Linked DNA regions of Homo sapiens: region 2 is linked to region 1. Evidence: read pairs that join two places in POLR2A ChIA-PET (ENCODE). Cell type or tissue: HepG2. All regions are shown on one strand. Links, peaks and the distances in the headings refer to the core of each region. The heading gives the core; the rest is flanking DNA. Region 1 has its middle 17 kb from the start of TXLNB. Region 2 overlaps FILNC1 (FOXO induced long non-coding RNA 1).

Region 1 (2,926 bases), core at 115-2,614:
TTTATAAATCAGATCCTTTGTTTTTCTGCTATTGAGTTGTAAGAATTCTTTACAAATTTTGGATATTAAGCCCTCATCAGACATGGGGTTTGCAATTATTTTTTCCCAGTCTGTAGGTTACTCTTTCATCCTGTCGATTGTATCCTTTGCTGGACAGAGGTTTTCATTTGATGGAGCCCCATTTATTTATTTTTGTTTTTGTAACCTGAACTTTTGGTGTGATACCCAAAATATCATTGCCAAGGCCAATGTCAAGAAGCTTTTCCCCTGTGTTCTTGTCTAGAAGCTTTATGGTTTCAGGTCTTCCATTTAGGTCTTTATCTGTTTCGAGTTAACTTTTGTGTGTGGTGTAAGACAAGAGTCCAATTTCATTCTTTTGCATATGGTAATCTAGTTTTTCCAGCACCATTTATTGAAGAGACTGTTCTTTCCCCATTGTGTCTTCTTGATGCCCTTTTCAAAAATTTGTTGTCCATGTATGTTTGATTTTATTTATGGGTTTCCAGGGCCCTTTTATATTTTTTAATTAATTAATGTATTTATCTAAATAGAGACAGAGTCTCACTATGTTGCCAAGCTGGTCTCCAACTCTTGGGCTCAAGCAATGCTCCCTCCTTGGCTTCCAAAAGTTTTGGGATTACAGGTATGAGCCACTGTGCCTGGCCCTTTTTGTATTTTCATGTCGAGACTCTTCGGGGAATTAACGATGAATTCTGCTTTACTAAGTGTGTAGTTTGGACAAGAGGCAATATTGACTACTTTCTTTGTACAAGGTCACATGCTAAGCACCTTTATGCTTATGTTAGTGAGAACAAATAGGCCTATCATGCAACTGGGAAAGGAAAGAAGAAAGAAAAGGAATTAACACTTAATATGCATCTACAAAGGCCTGTGATGTGTACTTTGTGTGTGTACGCAAGATCTACTGTTTAGAAATCTTATTGCAAACAAGAGAAACTGATTTGGGCATATTTAAACAGAAAGAGAATTCATAGCTAGCCTACTGAATCTAAGAAATATGGAAAATCAGGTTTGGGAAATGGTAAGGAATCATATAAATCTAAGCAGAAGAGTCCTGGCTCAGAAATAACTCTGATTAACATTTGCTGCTGAAACCTCTTCCCATAATTCTGGGGCTGCTGGAAACTCTCCACCCACTGGACAGTCATCACTGCCCCAGGAAATAACCTCTGCTCCCTGCATCATTGCATAACTGCCCAGATTCAAAGTTCCAGCTGGGAGTGTGGTTGGACAAGGCTAGGCCATGTGCTACTCCTAGCTGTCAAATAGGGAATGGAATGCATGCTCCTCTTTACCTTTCACAGGGGTAGACAGAACCCTGCCCATCACCAAGACTTATCCTTATTCAAGGTTTGAAATAGAAAGAAGACTTGGATGCTAAGCGGTCAACACAATGGCAAGCATTCACTGTTGTTTTACTACTTTGGTTTCCTAATTTCTATATTTGCCACTTGTCCTTTATGGTAAAAACTTGCATGTTAAAATAAATATTCCTGTTTAACATGACTCATTACCTAGTGGGAAATTTACCCACCCCCTCAAAGGGAAATGACCCAGCATCTCAATAGTTTCTACATTCAGCTCCAAATCTAAGATCTCTGGGTGATACTCATTTCTCCTCTAGTGACCATATAAATCTATCTTCATGTAATGTAAGTATGAACAAAATTGGAAAGTCAACCACTAACGACATAGTCCATACACAATAGTGTGGTTGGAAAACAACAAAAAACTTTTAAAAGGAGTATTAGTTGGAATATATAGCAAAACAAGGAAGTGAACACAAATAAAGCCTACAGTAGTCATATCTGTAACTCTTCACAAGATATTTTATGATGTGTGCAGTATTTACAACTTCCCTCTTCCACTACCTACTGCATCTTGCCTTTGTTTTCAGACGGCGTCTGGGCTGGTCAGGGTTTGTCTTTGGAAGTCCTTCCAATATAGTGATGCAGTGGTCTTCATTAATTTTTTGCAACCAGGCAGGTAGTTGTATCGCTTAGGATCCATCCATACTTTTCTCTGTCCTTCTTATATAGCAATAACCATACATGCCCATGGTAGCCAGAGTCAGTGACTCCAAACAGTTTCTTAACAACCATCAGCCCTTCCACTCTGCCTATTTGCCTCTTCGTTTAATAGCATCTAGAGCTCTCAGTAGGTAGGTGTCCATTTAGCTTTCATTTTAAAAGAGCCATTGTGGCCGTGTGGAAGCATCGATCACTTGGGTTCTGAAATCTCGCATGCAGAAGAACCCAGGTGTCAATACTATTCCTGGGTTCTGAAATCTCGCATGCAGAAGAACCCAGGTGTCAATACTACTCCTGGGAAGTGTCAACCCACTTCCACTCTGGGTCCCTAGACCCATGTGTTTTAATTAATCAGGAGCAAATTTGTGTAAAAACACGTCTGGATAAAAATCAATTTAGCAAAATTGTTTTTAAGATATTTATACAGATAAAATGATATAATTATTTCTTAGTCTTTCATAATGAAGCCAACATTTAACAATAAATTCAATATTGCCTTTAAAAAGCCATTTGTTTAGATATCCAAAGAATACCCAATACTATGTTGAACAAGAATGAATAGAAGAGGAAAAAAATGAATGGGTATAATAAGGTTGTCCTGGAAATCTCTATATAGGCAAGAAAACTATAATTTGGAAAAGTATGTTACATTCTCTTATGAAAATAATTGAAAGGGCATAAGCTCACCTGAATATGTTACTATAGACAAAAACTATGATCTACTTTTCCTCAGCCAAATTTATGATTTAATTCATAGATATTTGTTGAGGCCATGCACAGTGGCTCATGCCTGTAATCCCAGCACTTTGGGAAGCTGAGGAAGGAGGATCACTTGAGGCCAGGAGTTGGAGACCAGAGTGAGCAACATAGCAAGA
Region 2 (2,926 bases), core at 285-2,784, 530 kb before region 1:
GGATAACAGTCTCTAGTTCCATCCAACTTGCTGCAAAAGACACTATTTCATTCTTTTTTATGGATGAGTAGTATTCCATCGTGTGTGTATATACACACACACACACATATAGGTATATATATATACACACACATATGTGTATATATATACACACATATATTATATATATACACATATATGTGTATATACATACACACACACACACACACATTTTCTTTATCCATTCATTGGTTGGGCACTTCGGTTGATTCCATATCTTTGTAATTGTGAATTGTGCTAAAAGCAAATTGTTTTGTTATTTTCATTTTGTTTTTCTCATCTCAGATCTCATAGACTTCTGTATTGTGGAAAACTATTTCTTTGACAGAAGATTAAATTTTAAAATATCCATCAAGTGATATCCACGGTTTTTAGACCATTTATTTTTCTGGTGTTTTTTTAAATACAATACTTACGTTTATTTTGGTACATACATTTCCTAATCAGGGCTCACTCTGTGTGGACATTGGGTTGCTGTTTGACATTCATTTATCCAACTGATCTATGACAAATTTAGTCATTCTTGGATGTAAACACCAAAATTTCTGGTGGCTCACATGCTGAACTACCAGGGTCATTGGAAAGTAGATGGATTGCTTATTCATGGATCACCTTTTAAAGGCCATTATATTTATGAAAATTTTTTTAAACTGCTAAAATTATTCATGAAGTGAATACTGATGGTGCTGAGTGGTAACACACGGAATGAAACACATGAAATGAAACCAGAGAGTATTTGACCCACATACATAGCCTTGGTGTGAGGTTCATAGATAATACTCACAGAGAGTCTCTGTGAGCTGATCATCATCTCTCAGATTGCTATTCTGAACATGGTAAAATGTAATCATTTCCCTACTGTAGTCCCTGGAAGGGCTTTTATGCAGTGTGCCTGCCATCCTGACTGGATTGGGGGAAGCAGTGAGACTCAAACATGAAAACTTTACAGATGAGCAGTTGATCTCCCAGTAATATTTAAAATTATGCATGGGTACCATAAGAGATTTCTTCTCCTATTAATGAATATCTAACAACTTAAACTGTTTATATCCTACTAACAGAGATGATAAAATATTTTTTCCCTTCTGATATATTCACAAGGAAGCAACTGTCTTTGATTAAGAAAATATTTCAGGCCAGGCACGGTGGCTCACACCTGTAATCCCAGCACTTTGGGAGGCCGAGGCAGGTGAATCACTTGAGGTCAGGAGTTTGAGACCAGCCTGGCCAACATGGCAAAACCCCTTCTCTATAAAAAATAGAAAAATTAGCCAGGAATGGTGGCATGCGCCTGTAATCCCAGTTACTCAGGAGCCTAAGGCAGAAGAATCGTTTGAACCAGGGAGGCGGAGTTTGCAGTGAGCTGAGATTGCGCCACTGCACTCCACCCTGAGCAACAGAGCAAGACCTTGTCTCAAAAAAAAAAAAAAAAGAAAGAAAGAAAGAAAATATTTTAACACAGTAGTTAGGGTATCACTTAGGAAACTTGAAAACCTGGGTTCAAAAGTCAATGCATCACATTAAGAGAAAATTGAGAGGACTTTATTTTTATTTCTGAAAAGTGACGGAAGAGAAGAGATAGAAAAAATTTGGGGAGATTAGAGCCTGTCACAGAGGAGGCAGCCAGGGAAAACCTCTGAGGATATATGGTAGCTTGGTGCAAATATCTGCTATAATTTCATCTCCATGAGAGCAGGGATGTTTGTCAGTTTTTTTCACTGATAACTCCCAAGCACCATGAGCTGTGCCCGGCACAATGTAAGGATTTAATGTTTTTTATAGAAAAGAGTGAATGAATGAATGAATGAATACACGAGTAGAAATTTTTAGTGTTCAATTTGAAATAGCTTGATCTTGGAATGTAAACTCTCAAAAAAACATTGGCCAACTTGACTATTTCCAAAGTTCTTTGTGAGTTGGTGAATGTTCTGAGAAAACTGCGGCTGAATTTCACATCTGGTAAAATCATGCCAAACAGACAGCACGTGTGAGAGAACATGATGATCCCTCACCCAACCTAATCCAGCGAAGGCAGATAAAGCCCCAGTACATGTGCAGGGATAATTGCGATATTTTTGGACTTCCATGGGGGCATAGAATGGGCTTCAAGCTGATTTTCTCTAAATACTACATGACCTGAAGTTTCCACCTAATGTCCAGGTTTTGTCCATTCATGTACCACCACATGTAAGAATTTGCCTGCATGTACTAGATCAGGACTGTAAGGAACAACAGAATAACACACACACACACACACACACACACACACACACACACACACACACCAATTTAGAAAACCCTCTCATAATATTAGTATAGTACTAAAGGAAAGGTTTAGAAGTTGATTACCCCAGGAAAGCATTGTGTTTAAGCTATACCAATCCAATGAGAATATACTGTGTCTTTCAAAAATCTTATTACAAAAGAGGCTGGGGGCTGAAAAATGAGATCGGAGGTGACAGATGAAGTGGGAGTAGCAGAGGGGAGCACCATCTCACATCTGGTTGCAGCTCTAAAGCCGTGGCTCAGACTGACCCTTTGCTCACCTGTGTTGATGCTGCCACACACGTAGGCAGCACTATGCCACGGGCACTATGTTTGCCCATGGGCTGCTGTCCATGCTGTTGCAAAATACCCCTGTTCCCATAAACTCTGCCCAGACCATGCATCACTGCCTTATTTGTGGCACTAATTCACCCATGACCTCCAACCTCTTTCAGGATTTAGAGCACCAAGTCCCTCTGCTGCCACTGCCCATTGTTCCTCTTAGTTTTTCTCATTGTCTCTGATGTTCACCCCTCCAGATGGTGGGGAGATGTACTGTTCTTAGGTTTGCACTTTAGCAGAGGCACCACTAGATTGAGGGGCTCTTGAGCCCTAATAATAC

What was found. ChIA-PET counts read pairs that join two places held together with the same protein. Peaks named below come from ENCODE experiments on the same cell type or tissue, not always from the same donor. Only the 100,000 strongest peaks of a DNase experiment are listed, where the experiment ranks them.
Region 2: POLR2A ChIA-PET joins it to region 1 with 6 read pairs; 2 of 35 experiments call an interaction of 5 or more read pairs at or near these places.

What each region holds. Positions count from the first base shown.
Region 1 is chr6:139,307,382-139,310,307 of GRCh38, reverse strand. It overlaps a transcript of TXLNB not described here. Among named protein-coding and RNA genes, the nearest start is that of TXLNB, 17 kb to the right of the region's middle. In HepG2, for the core only: no CTCF peak of the experiment used is centred there; DNase peaks (open chromatin) are centred at 837 and 1,207.
Region 2 is chr6:139,833,527-139,836,452 of GRCh38, reverse strand. The region is part of intron 1 of FILNC1 (FOXO induced long non-coding RNA 1); the gene reads right to left. Among named protein-coding and RNA genes, the nearest start is that of FILNC1, 64 kb to the right of the region's middle. In HepG2, for the core only: no CTCF peak of the experiment used is centred there; no DNase peak of the experiment used is centred there.